Regions from separate parts of the Homo sapiens genome. Here regions 1, 2 and 4 are each linked to region 3. The links are chromatin contacts, found by Hi-C or POLR2A ChIA-PET in ENCODE. All regions are on one chromosome and are shown on one strand. Each heading gives the region's core, a stretch centred on a gene start or an enhancer-like site at or near the end of the contact. The rest is flanking DNA. Distances are from core to core; before and after follow the strand shown.

Evidence for each region. A loop is a pair of places that touch in the nucleus more often than their neighbours do. ChIA-PET counts read pairs that join two places held with the same protein, here RNA polymerase II (POLR2A). Pooled maps may share reads with other maps.
Region 1: a pooled map shows a loop between it and region 3 (2.2-fold over the local background). The contact joins the enhancer-like site here to the promoter of MIS18A in region 3. A Hi-C loop is called at or near these places in 5 of 50 pooled maps. POLR2A ChIA-PET finds 5 or more read pairs at or near these places in 2 of 52 experiments (OCI-LY7 and Panc1).
Region 2: a pooled map shows a loop between it and region 3 (5-fold over the local background). The contact joins the enhancer-like site here to the promoter of MIS18A in region 3. A Hi-C loop is called at or near these places in 1 of 50 pooled maps. POLR2A ChIA-PET finds 5 or more read pairs at or near these places in 3 of 52 experiments (HEK293, T-cell and activated T-cell).
Region 4: a map of B cell shows a loop between it and region 3 (14-fold over the local background). The contact joins the promoter of ATP5PO here to the promoter of MIS18A in region 3. A Hi-C loop is called at or near these places in 1 of 168 maps with a recorded cell type or tissue (B cell) and 5 of 50 pooled maps. POLR2A ChIA-PET finds 5 or more read pairs at or near these places in 3 of 52 experiments (OCI-LY7, T-cell and naive thymus-derived CD8-positive, alpha-beta T cell).

Annotation. Positions count from the first base shown.
Region 1 is chr21:31,105,571-31,109,795 of GRCh38, reverse strand. No RefSeq gene overlaps it. Among named protein-coding and RNA genes, the nearest start is that of KRTAP19-8, 69 kb to the right of the region's middle. Within about 2 kb of position 1,720, at least 2 of the 41 ENCODE cell types and tissues checked have a DNase peak (open chromatin) inside an H3K27ac peak, as active enhancers do; they include OCI-LY7, where a contact is called at or near this core.
Region 2 is chr21:33,945,940-33,949,718 of GRCh38, reverse strand. All of the region lies in intron 2 of LINC00649 (long intergenic non-protein coding RNA 649), which reads right to left. Among named protein-coding and RNA genes, the nearest start is that of LINC00649, 17 kb to the right of the region's middle. RefSeq lists enhancers at 929-988, 1,519-1,998, 1,173-2,372 and a silencer at 1,840-2,134. Within about 2 kb of position 1,863, at least 39 of the 41 ENCODE cell types and tissues checked have a DNase peak (open chromatin) inside an H3K27ac peak, as active enhancers do.
Region 3 is chr21:32,276,557-32,280,357 of GRCh38, reverse strand. It overlaps MIS18A (MIS18 kinetochore protein A), which reads left to right and starts at 1,309. Exons shown (of 5, transcript NM_018944.3): 1 at 1,309-1,677. The coding sequence starts at 1,344. MIS18A-AS1 (MIS18A antisense RNA 1) reads right to left here and starts at 1,153. Exons shown (of 1, transcript NR_046576.1): 1 at 1-1,153. RefSeq lists enhancers at 896-1,115, 1,059-1,558, 1,559-2,060.
Region 4 is chr21:33,914,554-33,918,599 of GRCh38, reverse strand. ATP5PO (ATP synthase peripheral stalk subunit OSCP) reads left to right here and starts at 2,796. Exons shown (of 7, transcript NM_001697.3): 1 at 2,796-2,872. The coding sequence starts at 2,837. RefSeq lists enhancers at 2,615-3,224, 3,739-4,046.

The DNA.
Region 1 (4,225 bases), core at 471-2,970, 1.2 Mb after region 3:
TATTTTTTTCTGGTTGAATTTCAGATTTCTCCTATAACTCTGCACACCAGAAAAAAATCTATAGTACAAATACACATGAAATTCCATCAACTGTTTCATTTTTTTTTAATTTTTCTTAATCTTGTTCAGGGCATACACAATTTGTTTTACTTAAAATTATATTATTCACTCAATTTTTATAAGGAACACACTTGAGAATTCTACCAGAGTTTTATTGATACTGCTCTTTCTTAAGCAGTTGATCTTGAAATTCTCTTAAAAAATTATATTTGAGTTTTAAAACTTGTAATTGCCTGTGAGAGGAAAATAATTTTTCTTTCTATCCTTCTTAGTTTTTAACTGGGATCTGTGTAACAAAAGACAGATTATTAAAAGCAAACAGAAGCTGATTAACAAGTATATTTCATATACACATGGGAGAAAACTCAGAGAAAGAGTAACTGTCAAAGAGGTGGCTGAGAACTTTGCTGTATATAGTACCTTTAACAAAGAGCAGTACATCTTTAGAGAAGTGACAAGACAAGGAAAAGGACCTTCAGTCTTTAGGGGTGGCAAATTGTGGGAAGGCAAATAAACAGAAAGGAAACTAAGGGTGGATAAAGGCTAGTTTGTCATGTGGATTCCTCTGGTGCCATCTTCAGGTTGATAAGGCTGTAAAGTCATCTCTTTTTGGTAAAGACGAGAGGAGGGACCCTGATGTAAATCTGTTTTGCTTTTAGGCAAATAGGGGAAGGGCAGAGAGCTTTTCTCCTATCTGCTTCTTCTCAATTGCCTTCATCTCAGAAGAATCCTTATGTCGGCCGGGCACAGTGGCTCACGCCTGTAATCTCAGCATTTTGGGAAGCCAAGGCGAGCAGATCACTTGAGGTCAGGAGTTCGTGACCAGCCTGACCAACATGGGAAAACCCCGTCTCTACTAAAAATACAAAAATTAGCCAGACGTGATGGTGCATGCCTGTAATCCCAGCTACTTAGGAGGCTAAGGCAGGAGAATCGCTTGAACCTGGGAGGCGGAGGTTGCAGTGAGGCGAGATTGTGCCACTGCACTCCAGCCTGGGCAACAGAGCAAGATTTGGTCTCAAAAAAAAATAAAATAAAATAAAAAAGAAAAGAAAGGTTCCTTATGCCAAAGTGTCAAATTTTGAGGTGTTATATTTGCTACCCTTCAGTTGTTATTTTCTTTTGCTCATTTTTCTGTAATAGCCCAGAAAAGTTGGTCTGATTTTTATTTATTAAGAGCTCTCTTATGAAGACAGCTTGTCCAGGATAATTCTTATGTTTCAGATCTACAGACTCCAGCAATATCACTAATCCCGGGAGTGGGATCCCAGGCTGCCACTGCCATGTGGTGGGGCCTCAGAGGGGATCCCTCTCTGCCATGGAGCTTGTTTTTATAAGTTAAGAAATGGTCATGCTTTCTACAAGGAAATGTTCCTATTGTACCTTGGTAGATACTATGTTTAAGAAATTTTGACATGGCAAAAATAAAATTGTCTTGGGGAGGCAAGAGGAAAGCTGGCATCTCAAGCTGGAAAAGTCCAAGTCATTGGTTAGATTCTGAAATGACTCTGAAATGTTTTATTAATTGTATTAGTCCATTCTCACATTGCTATAAAGAACTACGTGAGATTGGGTAATTTATAAAGAAAAGAGGCTTAATTGGCTCACAGTTTCACAGGCTGTACAGGAAGCATGGACAATCATGGTGGAAGGCAAAGGGGAAGCCAGCTGGAGCAGGAGGAAGAGAGCAAAAGGAGAAGTGATACACACTGTTTTTTTGTTTTGTTTTTTTGAGATGAAGTCTCAATACAGAGGGGAAGAGTAAGAAAGGAAATGGGTAACAAGCAGAGGTTGGAACAGTTTGGAGGGCTCAGAAAATAGAAAAATGTGGGAAAGTTTGGAACTTCCTAGGGATTTGGAGGGCTCAGAAGACAGAAAGATGTGGGAAAGTTTGGAACTTCCTAGAAACTTGTTGAATGGCCTTGACCAAAATGCTGACAGTGATATGGACCATAAAGTCTAGGCTGAGGTGGTTTCAGATGGAGATGTGGAACTTGTTGAGAACTGGAGCAAAGGTGACTCTTGTTATACTTTAGCAAAGAGACTGGCAGCATTTTGCTACAGCCCTAGAGATCTGTGGAACTTTGAACTAGAGAGAGATGATTTAGGATATCTGGCGGAAGAAATTACTAAGTGGCAAAGCATTCAAGAGGAAGCAGAGCATAAACATTTGGAAAATTTGCAGCCTAATGAGGCAACAGAAAAGAAAAATGCATTTTCTAGGGAGAAATTCAAGCCTGTTGCAGAAATTTGCATAAGTAACAAGGAGCCGAATGTTAATCACCAAAAAACAATGGGGAAAATATCTCCAGAGCATGTCAGAGACCTTCACAGCAGTACCACCCATCACAGGCCTGAGGCCTAGGAGGGAAAAATGGTTTTCTGGGCCAGGTCCAGGGCTCCCCTGCTGAGTGCAGCCTAGGGACTTGGTGCCCTGTTTTGTCCTAGCTGGTCTAGCCATAGCTAAAAGGGGCCAAGGAACAGCTCAGACTGTGGCTTCAGAGGGTGCAAACCCCAAGCCTTGGCAGCTTCCACGTGGTGTTGAGCCTACGGGTGCACAGAAGTCAAGAATTGAGGTTTGGGAACTTCTGCCTAGATTTCAGAGGATGTATGGAAATACCTGGATGTCCAGGCAGAAGTTTCCGGCAGGGGCAGGGCCCTCATGGAGAACCTCTGCTAGGGCAGTGTGGAAGAGAAATGTGGGGTGGGAGCCCCCACACAGAGTCCCCACTGGGGCACTGCCTAGTGAAACTGTGAAAAGGGGGCCACCATCCTCCAGACCCCAGAATGGTAGATCAACTGACAGCTTGCACCGTGTACCTGGAAAAGCTGCAGACACTTAATGCCAGGCCTTGAAAGCAGCTGGGAGGTGGGCTATACCCTGCAAAGCCACAGGGGTGGAGCTGTCCAAGGCCATGGGAGCCCACCTCTTGCATCAGCATGACCTGGATGTGAGAAATGGAGTCAAAAGGGATCATTTTGGAACTTTAAGGTTTAATGACTGACCTATTGGATTTTGGACTTCATGGGGCCTGTAACCCCTTTGTTTTGGGCAGTTTCTCCCATTTGGAGCAGGTATATTTACCCATTGCCTGTACCTTCATTGTATCTAGGAAGTAACTAACTTGCTTTTGATTTTACAGGCTCTTAAGTGAAGGGACTTGCCTTGTCTCAGATGAGACTTTGGAATGTGGACTTTTGAGTTAATGCTGTAATGAGTTAAGACTTTGGACGACTGCTGGGAAGGCACAATTGGTTTTGAAATGTGAGGACATGAGATTTGGGAAGGGCCAGGAGTGGAATGATATGGTTTGCCTGTGTTCCCACCCAAATCTCATCTTGAATTGTAGCTCCCATAATTCCTACATGTTTTGGGAGAGACCTGGTGGGAGGTAATTGTATCAGGAGGGTGGGTTTTTCCTGTGCTGTTCTGATAATAGTGAATAAATCTCATGAGATCTGATGGTTTTATATAGGGCAGTTCCCCTGCACATGCCTTCTTGCCTGTCACCGTGTAAGATGTGCCTCTATTCTTCCTTAGCCTTCCACCATGATTGTGAGGCCTCTCCAGCCATGTGGAACTGTGAGTCCATGAAACCTCTTTTTCTTTATAAATTACCCAGTCTCAGGTATTTCTTCATAGCAGTATGAAAATGGACTAATATAAGTTTCAACATGAATTTGAGAAGGGGGCACATTCAAACCACAGCAGATGGGTAAAGATGCTTCACGTGTGGCCGAACTCACCAACACACTAAGACAATCTTAGTGACTGCTATGACTTGAATGTGTTCCCCAAAAAGTATGTGTTGGAAAATTAATCCCCAATGCAACAGACTCTGGAGGTGGGGCTTAGTTGGAGTTTACAAGTTTGAACTTGTTGGGGCTCAGAAAGCAATACCTCACAATATGGCATTTCTGCCATGCTGAAATGAAGAAGCCTCAAGGTCTCTGACCACCTATCCCCAAGAGCTCTCCCAAACAAACTGAAGTTCCTTTATCTGCCTAAGATACAAACTGATATAGGTTGGCTGTGTCCCCACCCAAATCTCATCTTGAATTATAGCTCCCATAATCCCCATGTGTTGTGGGAGGTAATTGAATCATGGGTGCAGGTTTTCCCATGCTGTTCTTGCAATAGTGAATAAGTCTCATGAGATCTGAT
Region 2 (3,779 bases), core at 614-3,113, 1.7 Mb before region 3:
CTTGATTGGGCATCAGATTTAGTTCTTGCTTAATGGCCCAGAGCAGCATAAAGCATGAAGCATGACAGACATGTCAAAAGCAGGCCTGGCAGAGTCATCCTCCTGGGCTCCTATGGCATATCCTTCACGCTGGCCAGGCCTCAAATCCAATTCCAGGTCTTGACCACCACCAAAGCCCTGCGGTCAGCCGAAGGTTCCTGCCAGCCAGCTTTGTTCAGTTATCTACTTATTTTTACCCCTAAACCACCCCAAAAAAATAAGCAGACTGACTGTTCAGTTAAGGAGGGACATCAGTCCACTACAAGGCCCTGAAGCCAAGAGCTAATTTTAAGAAAGGAGGGAAACACATATCACAATGTGCCCCAGACCAAACACCACTGGGACAGGAGTGTGAACAGCGCTTAGAACCCAACCCTGGAGGCTCACCTCTGTGCAGCCTTTGGCCATCCATCCGGAGCCCGCCCTGATTCTCCACAGGGAGAGTGGGGAATTACAGTTCCCATCCCTGTTGGGTGGAACCAGATGACATCCTAAAGGCCCTTCCTACTGGGACTCGCTCCATCCTGGTAATACCTGCCATCGAATAAACACCATGGCCAGCCATAGAGACGCATGATCACACTCGGTCATCCCAACAACCCAGCCAGACTGTTCTTGTGAACACCCTTTCCAGAAATGGGGACAGTCTCGTGCCAAGATGCCAAAATGGGTGGGGGGAAGAGAAAGGGTTTGGGTCCAGGTCTGTCTAATTCGAAGGCTGCTTCTGGCACTTCCCCAGCTCACGAAGCCTGCTGCCTCTTGACAGGAAGTAAAAGGCACAGACAGATGGTGCTCTGGTGGAGCCCTGCCCAGAAAATGGCCACTTCCGGAGCAAAACTGCCACAGCAACAGGCCTTGTCAACAGCAGCCTCCAACCGTTAACCACAGGGCCATCTCACCTCTAGAAATCAGCTCCCTTTTATCCACACATCCCTACACACAAACAATAACTCCATCACCCAGGAGACCACAGAACAAAGGCAACGAGAGAGAGGGACAGAATGGGGCATAAATAAGATGCTGGATGGGCAGACAGGAAAAAAACACTTCAAGGCAGAGCACACCAGGATGTATTAGAAAGGAGTATTTGACACGCAGGCTTTTAGATGAAGCCTACCCTCCTTACGTGGGGAGTATACACAAATGAGTCTGTATTTTCAACTACGTCACATGCACCGCCTTGCAACCCAAAACAATATTTGTGCTTCAGGGGCTGCACTGCGCTGTTTTATACACAGAATCACCTGGCACAGCTCCTGTCCCTGAGATGCAAATTAATGTTCTCATGTAGTGGGGGGAAGGGGTCGAGAGGAGGCGAGGGGGAGGGGAGCAAATGTGCTCTGCAGGCCACACTCAGGCATTGACATCGCTGGGCATGATAGGCGCCGCCAGTGCTGTTGCTTAGCAACTCAATACCCTTCGAGAAAATCCAGCAGCCTCGCTGGCTTGCAGAAGCAGGCAGGGCTGGTTCAGCATGGCATTGGGCATGGAAAGATACTAACAGGTTTTTTTTTTCCAGTTATTAATAATCATTCTTCCTGATTTCCCATACAGATCGACATACCTGAGGGGACCCAGAGTCATCCACTACACTGGGGCTGGAAAAAGCCCAGGGTTTTTAAATTGCCTCCCAATCGGCTTCGGAGAGTAGTGGAATTTTACTGGCTGGTCCCATGACACTCCTTCCAGCCCCGGCCCTCACCACAACACAAAGGCAGAGCTCCACAGTGTGACTCACCAGCATACCTTCAGATCGTTGTTTGTCAGCCCATGTCATGAGTCATGGTTTCTTCAGCTTTCTTTTTTCTCAAAACTGAAACACTTGACATTTTACAATAGGGTTGGGGGGAGGCTTTTCATTTTTTTTTTTTAAGCCACTCTGTGGCTTTGTGTGCAAGTGTGGGGGCACGTGGGCAGAGGTGAGTAATGGATGCAAGAACAGGTAAACATGAGCAAGGTTCTCCACGCCATCAGCCACCTGGCAAGCCATCAGAGCTCAAGGAAGTTGTCATTTGTGTCGTGGAGGAATGGGAATACCCCTGGGCTATGTATCTTGGAAGAGACAAGGTGCTGGACAGCTTTCCACCCTCCATCTGTTGCATCCCAGCAGTGTAATGCTCCCTCTATTCCCACACACAAAGAGGTCGGCTTCATTTTGTGCCACGTGATAACAGCACCATGTAAGGCTTTAAGAAAAATCCTGCAGGAGTTACAAGAGACAAAGTACACTGCGACGTAAGATAAGAAAAAAAGAAGTGGAATTGCCACAGGGAAACTGTGCTGGGCCGAACAGTTGGTTGGTGGGTCCCTGGCTTTGGGTTCTGATTCTGACATAAATCGGGTGGGTGATGAGCTTCTTATTTGCATGGCTCATGCAAATATGCCATGATGTTATAAAGCACAACTTTCCTCCTCTCCATGAAGCCCTCAATCTCCAAATTTATTCACTTAGACAGCACAGTCTTTCCCCCAGAGTGTGAACCCCTCAAAGTCGGCACCATTTTATAAATCTCTTTATGGTATCAACCCAGCACATATCCAATACATACTAGATGCTCACTCATGCTGCCTGTGTGTATGGAGACATGGAGAAACAAAAATTAACTAAATCCAATTCACGTTTTGGAATCCTTATTTATTCCCATGCATTACAGGATAGATTCAATATGCCCTGTCAAGTCCCAGGAAAGTAATGAAGACCTAGGAAAGGATACAACAGAAAACGTTCTGAATGTTACACAATTTGAAATGCCATGATGTCATAAAGCATTCTTAGAAAAGGTAATAGTTGGCCGGAGGTGGTGGCTCACTCCTATAATCCCAGCACTTTGGGAGGCCGAGGCGGGCAAATCACCTGAGGTCAGGAATTCGAGACCAGCCTGACCAACAGGGTGAAACTCCGTCTCTACTACAGATACAAAAATTCGCCAGGCATCACCTGTAATCCCAGCTACTCGGGAGGCTGAGGCAGGAGAATTGTTTGAACCCAGCAGGGGGAGGTTGCAGTGAGCTGAGATGGCGCCACTGCACTCCAGCCTGGGTGACAGAGTGAAACTCTGTCTCAAAAAAGAAGAAAGAAAGAGAGAGAGAGAGAGAGAGAGAGAAAGGAAGGAAGGAAGGAAGGAAGGAAAGAAAGAAAGAAAGAAAGAAAAAGAAAGAAAGAAAGAAAGAAAGGAAAGAAAGAAAGAAAGAAAGAGAAAGAAAGAAAAGGTAATAACTATCAAAAGTCTCCCCACAGTCAGGGATGAGGACCAATTCTATACATAAGTAAATTAGGGAAGGGGAAAGTTAGAACTAATAAAAATATTTGCCCTGTCAGATTGGGGTAATGTCTGAAATTTCCACAATATTTGCTTATTTAGATTAAGATATTGAAGACCTGTGTCAAAATGTAAATGTTCTGTAGCCACAGCAATGTATAAATCCATTATTAACCTCAGGTGCATTTGCTAAATTTATTAAATCCATTCCCAGAGTGTAAGAGACCTAGGGATTGAGACTTGAAGCATGTAATTGTGTTTTTACATTATGGAAATGTCCAAACATGTACAAACTTGAAGTAATAGTGTAATCAAGCTCTATGTGCTCATCAGCTAGCTTCAACAATTATCATCCTATCACCAGCCCTGTTTTATCTACTTCCTCCCAACACACACACATTGGAGTGTTTTGAAACAAATCTAAAACCTCATAGCATTTCATTCATACATATTACAGTATATAACTCTAAAATATAAAGA
Region 3 (3,801 bases), core at 60-2,559:
TGAACAACTTGGTGTAGTACTGAAGAAACAGACTCCATTTACTCCATGAAGAATTAGACTCAGGGAAGGCAAACAGCCTTTTCCACAGTTCCCTACACTGTTACTACCTTGTGGAGGGAGGGGTAAGTTAACCAGGACCACTGACTCCAAAGCTTTTGCTTTTTGCTAGTGGCTGTAAGCACTAAAATTGGAAGTACATTTACATAAATAGTTTATGCAACCAAGCAAAATAGGCAGTGACTTGGGGGACACCCAGAGCGTAGTAGGAACAGAGTAGGTCCTTGCAGGTAGCTTTCTTCCCAGGTATACCACCAGACTGTCTGTGGTGCAGCTGGCTGGTTCCCCGCCAGCTTTCCCTCCTGACCTACGGTGTTTTAGGCAGAGGCTGGCTTTCTGGGGCAGCTGAGGAAATCTGTCCTTATCATCAACAAGGGATGCTTCTTCCTTGCAAGGACGAATTGTTCCTTGATCCAAGCAGCAGGGACACTTCCAGGCTTTCCAGGGGCACTGCTGCTTCCTCAACTTTTTCCTTGCAGTGACAGCCTGAGTGATCCGGGGCCCTTCCCAGGGTCTCATTCCAGGGATAGCAGTGCGCAAAAGGACCCTGTGATGAGGGACTCCTCTATCCCCTTCCTTCTCCACTTCATGGAAAGGAGGTCCCCAGGAGCCGACAAAATAGAGCAGTGGTCATCAAAAGTGGAGCTGCTTATATACAACTATAATTAGTCCACTTACAAAAAAGAAGAAAAAGGGTGGTGGTCTGGCACAGTGGCTTACGCTTGCGATCCTGGCATTTTGGGAGGCCGAGTAGGGAAGATCGCTTAAGGCTAGGAGTTCGAGACCGGCAACATAGAAAAACTCCCCCCCCCACCCCCCAAAAAAGGTTGGGCTGCCAATACTGACAGCGTGGGCACGCCTAGGAGCTTGTTAGAAATGCAGATTCTCGGGCTAACCTGCTACCTGCTGAACCAGAGTCTGCGAAGATGGAACCTGGCGATCTGCTTAAGAAGCTCGCCAGGCGGTTCTTAGACACTCAAGCTTGCAACCCGTAACTTTCTCAGTGACGCTGCCCCTCCCACGGAAAGGGGTGAATAATCCTTAGGAAGACAAGCAAACAGGTCTGCATCATCAATTTCTTCAGGCTGGAAAACCTGACGCAGGCGCAGTGACTATCACGCTTGGCCAAGGCCGCACGGCGCGCATGCGCACTAGAGGCCGCCCGCCGTCCCGCCCCCTTCAGGCTTTTGCCCCTTCTCGGCCTCCGCCACCGCTCCCCGCCCCGCGCATGAGCAGCGGCGGTTTTTTTTCCCATGGCGCTCTGGGGCGCGGGCGATTTGTAGGTAATGGCAGGCGTTCGGTCACTGAGGTGTAGCAGAGGATGCGCTGGCGGCTGTGAGTGCGGCGACAAGGGCAAATGCAGCGACTCCTCGCTGTTGGGCAAGAGACTCTCCGAAGACTCGAGCCGCCACCAGCTGTTGCAGAAGTGGGCGAGCATGTGGAGCTCCATGAGCGAAGACGCGTCGGTGGCCGACATGGAGAGGGCGCAGCTGGAGGAGGAGGCGGCGGCTGCGGAGGAGAGGCCGCTGGTGTTCCTGTGCTCCGGCTGCCGGCGGCCGCTGGGCGACTCGCTGAGCTGGGTGGCCAGCCAGGAGGACACCAACTGCATCCTGCTTCGCTGTCAGTTGGGTCGAGCCGGGCAGGGGGGGCGTGGGGTCGCCTTCTTCCAGGGGTGCCGCGCGTGGGCGGCCCGGGAGGAGGCGGGGGCTCCTTGGGGCTGCCCAGGGACTTTAAGAGCAAAAAGTCTGAGAGTGTGAGCTGTGGCAGGAAAAGGGGAGGAGGGTCACCCCTCCACTTTGGCTCTCGGGCGGTGGGTTCTTTTCTGGGGTCCCCGATCCCAGAAGAGCAGTGGTTGAATCAGCATCATCGTGAGCATTACTCAGAAACAAAGGGCGACAAAGAATAACACTTTTAAAGACCCTAAAAAAAGAGAAACAAATGGTCAACTAGACTGTAAGCACTTGAGGTGCAGCCAGTACTATTACTCCCCATAGAAATTAGCAGGCTGTTGGTGTATCAGCGGATGCCTCTACAGCCTCCAGTGATAGAGCCGCAGAGTTGACGGAACACAGTGCTATAGGGAAGAAAGGGAAGGAAACTTGCAATAAAAGCACCAACAACCCCATGAAAACTGGCGAGGAAGGAGGATGTAGCAAAAGAGTTCAGAAGAAGGCAGGAATTAGTTTCTAATCCTGGTTCTAGCAGTTACCTCTTACCTCTGTTGTTCCACTGTTCCCTCATTTTGATGTTTTTGCAGTATTTAGGGATAAAGTGGTTCACATATTTTTTATGAATTGGTGTAAGAATGGCTGTTGTTTTTGGATTGTGATTTTTCAAGATGAAGTTTTTTCTGTCTTTGAATGCCGTAAATGTTCCGATGGCAGTAATTCACCACCGGCTTATCGACGTTTCTGGAACGTTTTCCTTGGTGTAATACTGGGAATAAAGGAGCACACCAGTGTCCAGTAGTTAACTGAAAGTTGAGATTAACTCTTTGCACCTATCAAAATCAAACCAGGCCGAGCGCGGTGCCTCAGGCCTGTAATCCCAGCACTTTGGGAGGCCGAAGTGGGCGGATCACGAGATCCGGAGATTGAGACCATCCTTGCCAACATGGTGAATGAAACCCCATCTCTACTAAAAATACAAAAATTCCAGATCAGCCTCGCCAAAATAAAAAATTAGCCGGGCATGGTGGTGTGCGCCTGTAATCCTAGCCACTCCGGAGGCTGAGGCAGGAGAATCACTTGAACCCGGGAGGCGGAGGTTGCAGTGGGCCGAGATTGCGCCACTGCACTCCAGCCTGGAGACAGAGCGAGACAACGTCTCAAAAAAGAAAAAAAAGAAAAAAGCAGATTTTTGGTTAGGTAGGAAAAGCTCTTTGTTTGAATGAGATTCCCTTGTTTACATGTTTTTAAGGAATAACGTGTTTGATGTTACATCTTTCATTTTATTTGTTTGTTTCGATAGAGTGTATTTTTTGCCATGTGGGCTCTTTTCGTTGTTTTGCGTTACTTATAGAAAGACTGTTTTTGTTATTTAATTTTTATAACAATAGCTTTTAAATTTAAAACATAGTTCTAAAATAGTAGTTTAAAATTTAAAGAACTATACATTTTTTGATTTATCAGATTTAGATAATAGGATTTAACACCTCCCCACACCCCCCAGTAAAGACAAATAAATGAACTCGGATTCATTTCCATTCCTTCCTTACCCAATTTGAATTAGTTTAATTATTTTCATTTTGTCAAGGTTTATACATTTACATTCTGTACATTTACATTCTGTTCTGTAGCTATAACAGCCTAACTATGATTTTTTAAAATAGGATTATTTATTTAATAGGTTTTTTTTTAATAGGGTTATAGTGGGTTAACAGCCCTCTGTTGCCCAGGTTGGAGTACAGTGGCGCAATCATAGCTCACTGTATGTAACCTTGAACGCCTGCTCAAACTATCCTCCCGGCTCAGCTTCCCAAGTAGCTTGGGACTACAGATACACACTAACACCTGGCTAATCTTTAAATTTTTTGTAGAGACAGAGTCTTGCTATGTTGCTCAGGCTGATCTCAAACTCCTGGCCCCAAGCAATCCCCTGCTTCGGCCTCCTAAAGTGCTGGGAGTACAGATGTGAGTTACAGCACCCAATCCTATAAAGTTTATATAAATTGTTTTCCCAACTCCAGTACTCATTAACATAAAAAAGCTTCTTAATAGCTTTTTCATTCCTGAATTGTTTGAT
Region 4 (4,046 bases), core at 1,547-4,046, 1.6 Mb before region 3:
AACCTGGCCAATATGGTGAAACCCTGTCTCTACTAAAAATACAAAAAAATTATCTGGGAATGGTGTCACATGCTTGTAATCCCAGCTACTTGGGAGGCTGAGGCAGGAGAGTCGCTTGAACAACAAGAGCGAAACTCCATCTCAAAAAAAAAAAAAAAGAAAGAAGAGAAATATATGTCTAAATATGCTTAGAAGATTCAGTATTGTTTAAAATAGCAAAAAGAAAAAAGGAAATCATCTGAATTATGTTCAAAAATCATAGAATAATTAAGTTGCAGAATATTCACTTGATGGACTACCCTGCAGCCATTAAAATGATACTTAGAAACTTTTATAATTTGGAAATATGCTTATATTATAAGCATGAATGCATAACTCATATGTAATTTTGCATCCTTTTCTTTCTTGCATTAAAGAAAATGGCAAAATACCAAACTGTATAAAGATTGTTAATCTGCATGTATAATAAAAGCAAACAAAATAAAGAGCTAACATAACCGGGTGTGGTGGCGTGCACTTGTAGTCCCAGCTACTTGGGAAGCTGAGGTGGGAAGACTGCTTGAGCCCAGGAGTTGGAGACAAGTCTGAGCAACATAGTGAGACCCTCATCTCTAAAATAAAAAAAAATGTTGTATTAGCCAGGCTTGGTAGCATGTGTCTGTAGGCCCAGCTACTGGGGAGGCTAAGGTGGAAGGATTGCTTGAGCCTAGGAGGTCAAGGTTGCAGTGAGTCGTGATCACACAACTGCACTCCAGCCTGGTGACAGAGCAAGGCATTGTCTCAAAAAAAAAAAAAAAAGACTAAATTAATAAGCACCACTCTCTCAGGCAATTGTTCTAAGCACTTTACATGTATACCTTTTTGTTTCTTCTAATGACCTATAGGCAGATACTATTATAATACCCATTTTATAGATAATAAACTGAAGCACAGAGAAGTTATATAATTGGGCCAAGGAACTGATTGGGATTCAGGCCAGGGTAGTTCAGGCCACAGCCTAAACAAATATTGAGAAACAAGACACCAAAATATTTACAACAATTGCCTCCGAGTGGAAGAAAAGAGGACAATTACTTTCTTTATCTTTCTCTACGTTTTAAAAAGTTTTTAGGGGGTTGGGTGTGGTGGCTCACACCTCTAAGCTTTGGGAGGCTGAGGCAGGCGGATCGCTTGAGGTCAGGAGTTCAAGACCAGCCTGGCCAACATGGCAAAACCCCATCTCTACTAAAAAGAGAAAAATTAGCCGGGTGTGGTTGTGTACACCTGCAGTCCCAGCTACTCGGGAGGCTGAGGCAGGAGAACCGCTTGAACTCAGGAGGCAGAGGTTGTAGTGAGCTGAGATCACGCCACTGCACTCCAGCCTGGGTGACAAAGCGAGACTCTGTCTCAAAAAATAAAAATTGTAATAATGAGAAAACTGCTCTCTAAAAGGGCAAAATAGTGAATTAACGTGTTTCTATAATAAATCTGAGCAGAGAATTTTTCTTTTAAGTTGATTACAGAACCCCCACTATTACAACCAGGAATACTGACCCTTGCTCTGCCAGCCAGTCTCTTCTCTGACAGAGGAGAAAATTCGACCAAGTTCTATTTAGAGAGAATGGGTTGAAGATAGGTTGTTTTTATGGATGCAGACAAACTATATCCAAGGCTAGTACCCAGTTCTCAGTTTCAATATCAAATTTGCTCAAACCCGGGTTCTCCTATTTTAGGCCTGATGCTCAGATAGCCACTCTGCCCTAGCCAGAATCAAGAATCTAGGTACCAGAATCCCATATGCCCTCACAAACCAACAGCTCAGTTCTATACTCAGGTGAGATGGGGGAGAGGGGAGGGGAATGGAGGGCCACAGGGATTCTTTGCTTTTGCTTGGCCAAACTTTAGTGAGACTTCTGAACCTTCTCGTAGTCCTATCTATGCACCTCCTTGTAAAGTCCAGTTTTAGCAAAACTGCTAAGTCAGTTTAGCCAGAACCCCCAATCTTCGACAACCGATCATCTTTGATATCTGATCAGGGTCTTCATCCTTCACCATCCCCCAGGTGATGTCTGATCACCCTGGCCTGTCTTCTACAAGATTCCTCTAGGTCATTTTAGCCAGAATCCCTCTTACCCCAGTTTCCTCTAAGTAATTTTCTATCCACTGACCCCCGCACTGCTCCTTGGCCATAAATTCCCATTTGCCCATTCTGCTTTCGGAGTTGAGCCCAATCTCTCTGCCCACTCCCAGACCCTGTTGCACTGGTCCTATACCCATCGCTATGGTCCTGAATAAAGTCTTCCTTATCATGCTTTAATAAGCATCACTGAATAATTCTTTATTTAACAATGGGTAGTCATGGCCCAGGTAAGAGAGACGTGGTGTCCGCTCCTGGAGCTGCAAGGCTCCTGGGGGCTTTTTGTTTTGTTTTGGTTTTGTCTTTGTATGCAACGTGAGAAAAAGCCATTGATGCAGGCTTTAGCATGCTGGGAAGGAAGTGTAAAGAAGCCAGTGACGCTGGTAATAACTGTGAAATGGAACAAATGCCACCATATTTATCTAAATGTAAATTTTAAAACTGGGGACAGCAAATCCATTCTACAGTGAGCGCCGCTTGGCCAGTAACAATGACTTCATTTTCAGATGCAGTCGAAGCCCTGTGGCTCCACCCCGAGGGTCCAGCCCTTACCACTGCTAAGAACTACAACTCCCAGCCCGAGGGAGGTCTCTGCGCCTGCGGCCTGACGCCCTACGCCTACACTTCCCAGAGAACCTAGCGGTTACGCCAACGCGCGCGTGCGCCCTTGCGCGTTTCTCTCTTCCCACTCGGGTTTGACCTACAGCCGCCCGGGAGAAGATGGCTGCCCCAGCAGTGTCCGGGCTCTCCCGGCAGGTGAGAGAAAGGTGGTCCTGAGAGCCAGTGGGAGGATCCCTCCTGGGATGACCGGTACCAAACCTCGAGCACCAGGGTGCGATGCTTCGGCTGGGGAAGTCTGGCAGTCTTCAAGGTTATGGGACCTGGCGAGTGGGAGCGACTCAGGACGACCCAGCGTTTGTCCCCCGGGATGCCTACGGGGCAGTAGGCGCGGGGCTGCGCGTGCCGTAACCTTGGCGTCTTCCGAGCACAGCCCCTGGAAGCTGCTAGCCTGAGGGGCGCAGGAGAGGGGGTCTGCCCTTCGCTGAATTCCGGGGAAGGGGCATGGACTAGCCCCCAAATCAGCTTCCTTTGCCATTGTGGTAAAACCTGTCAGAGATCACTTACTAGTAATGCTAAGGAATATTTGTAAAACACATTTCACAGTTTTATAAATAAAATGAGGCCGAAAAGTTTAAATGAGTCTTTGGCTGCTCAGTCAGTAAGTGGTAGAATTGAGATTTGAACCCACGGAATCACCCAGAAGATCGAGTTTGAAAAAATGTTATGCTGTTTGTGCTGCATCTCACCATGGTGCTTTACATATCATGACCCCTTCCTGGCATCTTAGGTAATTTTTTCATAAGCATTAAAAAGTCTTAATCCTCACAAGCAGTTTTGATAAAACACGTTCCATAGCTGGAGTATTTGAAGGTGACCTGTGATCTGTGACCTGTGCGCTTGCAGGTGATTTTTAAACTGTGTATTCCAGCTCTGTCTTTTGATGGGCAGGATAGTGTCTCTCAGAACTAAGGCTTCTTGTCAGATCAAACTCTGCGGCAGTACTCAAAAAATTCATCTTTATTTTCAGATAGCATTTGCATTCCGAGGAGGGTACGTCTGTTGCAAATGATCTGCTCAAGGGTCTGTTAATAGAAACGCCAAAATTTTGGTTAAATATTTTTGAAACATGCACTCCTTGGAAGTTAGTGTTTTTCTGTCTTACGGGTATGCTAGCCTCGGTCCATTCCTAGCAAACTAGGAGGTTCGTGGGAAGGTGATTTCCCAAGCAACTTGGCATAATCCTCATTGGGTAAGTTTACCCCTTAGTAATAGTAAGTAGCTCACCCTCATGTAATATGTGAATATACAAAGAGACAAAAGTAATGATTTTAAGGTTATTTAAAATTTTTTGTTGTTATTGAGTTAAATG